Linked DNA regions of Homo sapiens: region 2 is linked to region 1. A link is a contact called in ENCODE Hi-C data. All regions are on one chromosome and are shown on one strand. Each heading gives the region's core, a stretch centred on a gene start or an enhancer-like site at or near the end of the contact. The rest is flanking DNA. Distances are from core to core; before and after follow the strand shown.

Region 1 (3,805 bases), core at 963-3,462:
CTGGGATTACAGGCATGAGCCACCGTGCCTGGCCTCATGTGTTACGTTTTAAATTAATTGGTTTAATAATAAGAGCTTAAATAAAATATTTTGTCAGAAAAGTGAAAAACATAATGCCTTTTATTTAGTTCATGTGACTTGGGTAATCTTTGGGAAATAAAGATGGGTTTAAAGATTATTGATAAAATACAAATGTCTTCAAAATGTAAACATGTGGTCAAAATTATGTTCAAATATTAGGTTTGCTAAATGCTTTAAGGTCATAAACTGCTTCCTTGGCTTTTGAAAATTGTTTAACTTGCCTGTTTTCTAGCTCGGTAAGGCCTGGGACATATGCAGTTGGCCACACCTCTAGATATGCTGGAAATAGTCAAACCTTATGAGAACATAACTTACCAGGTTCTATATTAAAGTTAAAATTGCTGAAATTCACACTTCAGCTGTAATAGGAAATATCCTCTCCATTGGGCAAAAGCCGAGGAAATGACTGTAACTTTCCTTCATCCTCGTCATTTACATAGGGCATACCCCAAGTAGAGGGTATTTAAACTCCCAAAAATTCTGTAACGGGGTCTTTGAGCCCCAGTGCTCGGGCCCACTCCCACATTGTGGCATTGTGGAGTGTACTTTCATTTTCAATAAATCCCTTCATTCCTTCCTTGTTTGTGCGTTTTGTCCAATTCTTTGTTCAAGACACCAAGAACATGAACACCCTCCACCGTTAACAAAAGCATATTGGCGGGGGCACGGTGGCTCACGCCTGTAATCCCAACATTTTGAGACGCCGAGGCGTGCGGATCACCAGGTCAGGAGATCTAGACCATCCTGGCCAACATGGTGAAACGCTGTCTCTACTAAAAATACAAAAATTAGCCGGGTGTGGTGGCGCGCGCCTGGAGTCCCAGCTGCTTGGGAGGCTGAGGCAGGAGAATCACTTGAACCCAGGAGGCGGAGGTTGCTGTGAGCTGAGATCGCGTCACTGCACTCCAGCCTGGGCAACAGAGCGAGACTCCGTCTAAAAAAAAAAAAAAAAAAAAAGCATATTGATTGGACTTGCAGTAAGAAAACTCAATTTTGACTCCCAGGTTGGCCACTCATCAGCTGGCCAAAAAACGTGTTGTCTATTCAACCTGTCAGTTCTTCAGTTTCCCTGTGAGAAAAATGGGGATGATACCTACAGCACAGGATTTTTTTTCTTCTTGTAGTAAGTGGATTAAATAAAAGAATAAATAAATGAAAGAAAAGCATTAGGCAAAGTACTTAAAAATAATTTTAACATCTGAATCCAATCCACTTATCAAGGACTTACTATGTAAAAAGCATTGTGATGTGTTTTACATACATTATTTAATCCTTACATTAAGTCTGTGAGATAAAGCATTCTCATTCTATTTTACTGATGAGGAAGTTGAGCTTCAGAGACATCAAGAATCTTGCTCCAGGTTCTCAAACACTAGATGGCTGAGCGGGCATTCTAATTCAGGATTCAAACTCCAAGGCTCATGCTCTTGAGAACTTTCCTTTTCCAAGGTATTGCTTTCTCTTAAATTAGCTAATGTGTACTAACTTGTGGAGTTTCTTTCCTGGAGAAAGTTAGAAGGGTCTCTCGGGGTTTCTTTCTTGGAGCAGGTTATAAGGGTCTTCTCGAGTACTTTTTAAGTAACAAGAAAGCTAAATAGATTTTTTGGTAGATACTTGCCAATATTTTGTATTCGTTTTATATTTGATTTATCCAGATACTCTAAGGAGTTGAAACAGAGAGGACCGTTAGAGAGGTGCTGTTGCCAGATTTTCAGGGGCAAAGTCTTTGAAATATATATTTTAATGTATGAAAGCTTTAAAAAATATATACATATATAGAAATAATGAATATGTGTGTGTGTGTGTGTGTGTGTGTGTGTGTGTGTGTGTGTACATGTATATATATATACAGTATTCCCCAAACCTACACAGCCGGTCCTCGGGGAATATCCTCTCAAGCCCTGAGGTGCAGGGCTGGGAAGGAGTGGGTGAGCGGCTGGGTCGTGGCAGGTTGGTCTGGGGAGGCTGGGGAGGCTGGGGAGGCGGGAGGAGAACGGTTGGCCCCGGCAGCGGCGTGTCGGAGGGCGGATGGGGCTAGGAGGCCGCCCGGGGGGTGGGGTCTGCGGCGGGCCGGCCCCCGCGTGCGCGTCGCCTCGCCGGGCATTTCAAAAGCTCGCCGGCAGGGCGCGGCGCTAGCTCCGTGTGCCTCGCAGGCGTGGTGGGCGCGTCCTGGCAGCCGCCCGCTTGGTTCTCGCGGGATCCGGGCTCCGGCTCGACGCCGGCTCTCTTTTTGACGCCCCGCCGCCGGGGTTGCCATGGTTCATTTCTTGCACCCGGGCCACACGCCCCGGAACATCGTCCCTCCTGACGCTCAGAAGGATGCCCTGGGCTGCTGCGTGGTACAGGTGAGCACCGGGGTGCGGGCGGCGACGCGGACCTCGGCGCCACGTCCAGCTCCGGCGAGCGCGGCGAGTCTCCTGGGACGCTGCCGAGGCACTTGCTGGGGAGTGTGGCCCGCGCGGGGCTGCGGTCTAGATGCCGAGCCCCTTCCAGGCGCAGGCGTCGCTGCGGAGGTGCGTTGTCGGGGGAGGCGGCCTGGGCGCCGCGGAGCGGGGGGTGCTTTTCTGCGCCCGGCGAAGCGCGTGGAACTTGCGCCCTGAGGCAGCGCGGCGAGAGCCCAGTCCCAGAGACCGGGGCGAGCCTCCTCAGGATTCCTCGCCCCAGTGCGGGCTGCTGTGAGCTTAGACGTAGGTGCAGGGCATGGCACTCGGCTTGGCCCGTAGTGGACGGTGTTTTTGCAGTCATGAACCCAAACGCCGCAAACCTTGACCGTTTCCCCACCCGTGTTGTGGACGCAGCGCCCCGCGGAGGCGGTGACCCTTTGGCCGTTACCACCTGAGGCCTTTGGGCCCGGGGCCGGGCGAGTAGCTTAGTCCGGCTGGGGGAACTGGAACCCGAAGTCTGAGATTCTTTCAGTTCCGCGCGTCCGCCCCCGTCCCCGTCCCGTCCCCAGCCTTTGCCGAATGCCTGTTACTCTTAGCTCTGGACAAAATGCAAACCCAAAGAATGTGTGTTTAGCGCCTGCTGTGTGTTAAGTGTCGCCTTTCTTTTCTTTCTTTCTTTTTTTTTTTTTTTTTGAGACGGAGTCTCGCTCTGTCACCAGGCTGGAGTGCAGTGGCGCGATCTGGGCCCACTGCAACCTCCGCCTCCGGGGTTCAAGCGATTCTTCTGCCTCAGCCTCCCGAGTAGGTGGGACTACAGGCGCGTGCCACCATGCCCGACTCATTTTTTGTATTTTTAGTAGAGACGGGGTTTCACCATGTTGGCCAGGATGGTTTCGAACTCCAGACCTCGTGATCTACCCGCCTCGGCCTCCCAGAGTGCTGGGATTACAGGCGTCAGCCACCGTGCCCGGCCAAGTGTCGCCTTTCTAAAGCAGTCTGGTAACCCCTAGTCTTTTGTAGGCTTTGCTAGGCTCCATTTTACCGATGTAGGGAAGTTGGGAGCTCTGAAATTTAGTTGACTTGCTCGTGAACTTGAATTTCACCTCAGGTGTTCAGACCTCTGGCCCCACTTTGGAAAAAACCCGCCAAGGGCCACCCTTGGGGAACTCGAGGGATTGAGTGGTGAAGGCTCGACCCAAAATTTATGGAGAGAAGGAAATGTTCTGATTAAGGTTGTGCTTTACATATTAACGCCTTGTTGGAAGACTTTGTGCCCTGCAGTGATCTAGCCTGTAATCTTTTGAACTCATTTAGAAAAGTTATATAATTTGTGGATTTGT
Region 2 (3,805 bases), core at 1-2,500, 490 kb after region 1:
CCCCACCGTTCCTTTTCTCTCCCCGGGTCTGAGCTCCCTGGCCCGCCACTCACGGCAGTCGTCCTCGTCGCTGTGGTCTAAGCAGTCATCGTCCTCGTCGCATCTCCACACAGAGGGGATGCAGCGCTCGTTCCGGCACTGGAATTGGTCCTTTTCGCAATCCTTGGCCGGCCCTGCGAGGGGGAGGGAGCGTGAGCTGGATCAGCGGACTCGGCCCCACTCCCCACCATGCAGTCCGGGCCACCCGGAAGGACCCGCTGGGGAGGAGGAAAGGGGGCGATTATGGAGACCCCGGGGGCTTCAGGCACACTCCATCCAAAGGGAGGGCACGATGGCAGGGGTTCCGTGGATGTCGGGCCGCTCGGTGGCACGGCGAGACCAGGCACCTACTTAAAGTGTCACACGACCTGGGTATACCCTCCATTCAGACGCACTCACCCGCACACGCGACCCATAGTCAGAGATCTGCTCAGATACAGCCCATAGGGAGTCCCCGCGCCCGCGCGCCAGGCGCAGTGGGAGCCGCAGGCACATCACCCTGGCAGGCAGCCCCCTCTCTCTCCGCCGCGCGCAGGGGTCTGCGGAAACGCATTGTCAAGCGGAGAAGCCGCCCGGCTCTGCTCATTACCGCCGCGGAGCGCGCGTGTCAAATAAACCCCAACGGCGAGAATCACACAGCTCATCCGGAACCATGAATGGCCGCCCCTCCGGCAAAGTTCCCCGCTGGCCAAGCCCCCCTGCACCCCTCCCCCAAGATCCGCTGCCCAGAGGGCAGAGCCCTCAACACCGAGGCCCGCGGGGGCGGGGGGCCGAGGGCAAATTCAGGAATAGCCGCTTCGCGTGGAGCCTGTCCGCCCGGGAGCCCCCGATAGCCCCGGGTTCTGGACCCCTCCCCGCTCCGGCCTCCCGGCCGCGCTTTGTTGGTGGCTAGGGCGGAGCAGAGCCGAGTCAGAGACCGGCTGCACGCACCTTGGCCGCCGAGCAGCGGATCAGCCGCTGCCGCCGCAAGATGCTGGAGCTGCAGCAGCAGCAGCAGCAGCAGCAGCAGCAGCAGCGCCAGAAGCCGGAGAGGGCCCGGCTCGGGGAGGCCCATGGCGGGCCCGGGGCTCCGGCCGCCGCGCCCCGCGCTCCCCGCGCCGCCGCCGCCGCGTCTCAGCCCTCCGAGTCCTTGCCGCGGCGCCGGGGTTGCCGCTGCCCCCGCCGCCGCCGCCGCCGCCGCTGCCGCCCGCCCCGGCTCCTCGGCTGCATTTCAAGCAGGTTCGGTGACGCTCGGCGGCGGGGCGGGCTCAGGCTGGGCGCGCGGCCCCGGCCCTGGGCGGCCGCCGCCAGCGCGCGCGCTCCCTCCCGCTGCCGCCTCCGCCCCACGCTCCCCCTGCCGCCGCCTCCTCGCCCTCCTCCCTCCTGTCTTTCGTCCACTCTTCTCTCAGCGGGCGCTCCACGGCCCTGCTCTGGGCTCGCCTGAGTGCTGGGCTCTGCAGACGCAGGGATGGGCCAGGCGAGCCCCTCACCACGGAGGTAGCAGGTCCAGAGGAAGCAGCAGAGGCTTCCTGGAGGAGGTGACAGGCGGATCAGAGGCTGAGGGATGTCTAGGAGTGAGCCTGGGCGGGAGGGGAAATGATGTTACAGGACGAACAGGCCTGTGCAGTGTGCGCGTGGGGCGGGGGAGGGAGGGATAGGGGTGAGATCCCAAGATGTGGATGAGCAGGGAGAAGCTGGGGGCGCAGGGCTGGACCCCTGCACCTGTCATGGGCTCCGGCTGGGATATTATAAATCCCTGTGGCTGGTTTGGTTTCCGTGCCATGTGCATCTGTGCATGTTGCACGCTCATGTGATCATGGGGACGTGAGGCAGGTGGATTGGGCCTGGTGCACAGACTATTCATCGTCGTTAAGTACGCTCCAGGCCCCTAGTCAGAGGGGCAACCAGGGGGGGCCCGCAGGGAAGACAAGGAATCCTCGCTGTGATGGAGAAAGACGAGGTCTGTGGGGCGGGCCGGGCGGGGGGGAAGGGGAGGGCACGGAAGGGATGCCATCCCTGCCGCTAGGGGCCGCGCACCTAGGCCCGCGCTGTCCGCCCCTGCTGTCTTCTGCAGGAAGGAGAAGGCACCTCTTCCTCTGGAGGGCTGCAGCCCGCCTCACCCACACTGGGGAGAATGGGTGCGGAGAGCGAGCTGGGATTCGATTTCAGCCTCAGACTTGTGAGCCGGGTCCAACCCACACAACCTTCTTTAGAGAATGAGATTCCAGGGCATTGGCCACTCAAAACAACCGGCCTGCAGGTGCCAAGAGCCAGTGTTAGGTCCACCCTCCCTCCCCTCTTGCCCCTTCACCTCCCTCGCGGATGGGCAGGTGCTGTTAGCCCTTGGCCTGGAAACCACCCTGTCTCCTCAGCAGCCTCCTGAGCCGTAGTCCCCCAAAGGGCAGCCCAGCGGCAATATCTGTGGCCACCCCACCAGAAAGGGACTTAGATCCCCAGAGAGCCCGGCACGGTGCTCCTGCCATCATCACCCCTCCTGTCCCTTGTTCATTCAGTCATTCAGCAAGCATTTCAGGCCCTGTTCTGTGCCAACCCTGTGCTGGGCCTGCGGGTACCAAGGTGAATCAGGCATGGTGCCAGCCCCGGAGAGGTCCCTGACCTGTGGGGAGACAGACCATTAGCACACAGACAACGAAATGCAGGCGTCCTTTCACCTATATGTGCCAAACGCCCTTCAAGGCTCAAGGATACAGTGGAAACAGATAAGGTTCCTCCCTGCTCTCCTGCAGTTATGTCTTAGTTGGAAGAGATACACACAAAAGCAGGAAAACAAAAGATTATTTCAGGTCATCATAACTTCTATGGAAAAAACAAAACAGACCCAGGTGAGAGCAATGGGGGTAACTGTAGAGGTGATCAGGCAAGGCCTCACAGAGGAGGTGACATTTCACTGAATGGCAAGATGGATCCTGACCCATGAAGATCAGGCGGAAGGGCATTCTTGGCAAAGGGAATGGCAATCAAGGTGGGCCGGGGCCTGATGACAGGGAAGGAGTGGGTGCCTCAGGTGAGGCTGGAGGGAGTTGGCAAGGCCCTGATCACCAGGGCTTTGTAGGCCACAGCTGGGAGTTTGGATTCTGTGTCAAGCACAATGGTGCCTGGGACTGTGGGATAAAGATAGAAGCCCGTCTTGCTGCCCAAACTGACCTATCCAACTCAGTCCCTCCTCCTCCTCCACTCTGTGGTCTTAGGAAAGTCAATCCTATCTCCCAGTCTCACTTTCTTATCTGGGAAATGGAAGAGATAAGGAATTTCTGAGGTTCATTCCAACTGTAAGATTAGTATGTGGGCCGAAGTCTAGAGGCAGCAGATGAAGAAAAGAAAAGAAAGGAAAAGAGGCCGGGCGTGGTGGCTCGCACCTGTAATCCCAGCACTTTGGGAGGCCGAGGCGGGCGGATCATGAGGTCAGGAGATTGAGACCATCCTGGCTAACACGGTGAAACCCTGTCTCTACTAAAATACAAAAAATTAGCCGGGCATGGTGTCGGGCACCTGTAGTCCCAGCTACTCAGGAAGCTGAGGCAAGAGAATGGCGTGAACCCGGGAGGCGGAGGTTGCAGTGAGCCGAGATCGCGCCACTGCACTCCAGCCTGGGCCACAGGACCAGACTCTGTCTCAAAAAAAAAAAAAGAAAGAAAGAAAAAGAAAGAAAGGAAGGAAGGAAGGAAGGAAGGAAGGAAGGAAAAAAGAGAGAAATGGAGAGCATGGGCCTGTGGGTGAGACTGCCTGGGTCTGAGTCTGTTCCTTCCCTTTCTAGTTATGTGAACTT

What was found. A loop is a pair of places that touch in the nucleus more often than their neighbours do. Pooled maps may share reads with other maps.
Region 2: a loop to region 1 is called in a map with no recorded cell type, with 19 times the contacts of the local background. The contact joins the promoter of LRP8 here to the promoter of ZYG11A in region 1. A Hi-C loop is called at or near these places in 2 of 37 single-sample maps with no recorded cell type and 5 of 50 pooled maps.

What each region holds. Positions count from the first base shown.
Region 1 is chr1:52,840,548-52,844,352 of GRCh38, forward strand. It overlaps ZYG11A (zyg-11 family member A, cell cycle regulator), which reads left to right and starts at 2,213. Exons shown (of 14, transcript NM_001004339.3): 1 at 2,213-2,426. The coding sequence starts at 2,337. RefSeq lists a silencer at 1,963-2,292 and an enhancer at 2,794-3,387.
Region 2 is chr1:53,326,820-53,330,624 of GRCh38, forward strand. LRP8 (LDL receptor related protein 8) reads right to left here and starts at 1,251. Exons shown (of 19, transcript NM_004631.5): 1 at 970-1,251; 2 at 54-173. The coding sequence starts at 1,093. It overlaps LRP8-DT (LRP8 divergent transcript), which reads left to right and starts at 1,414. Exons shown (of 3, transcript NR_131923.1): 1 at 1,414-1,556. RefSeq lists silencers at 1-232, 748-917, 968-1,117, 1,188-1,387 and enhancers at 298-407, 1,458-1,687.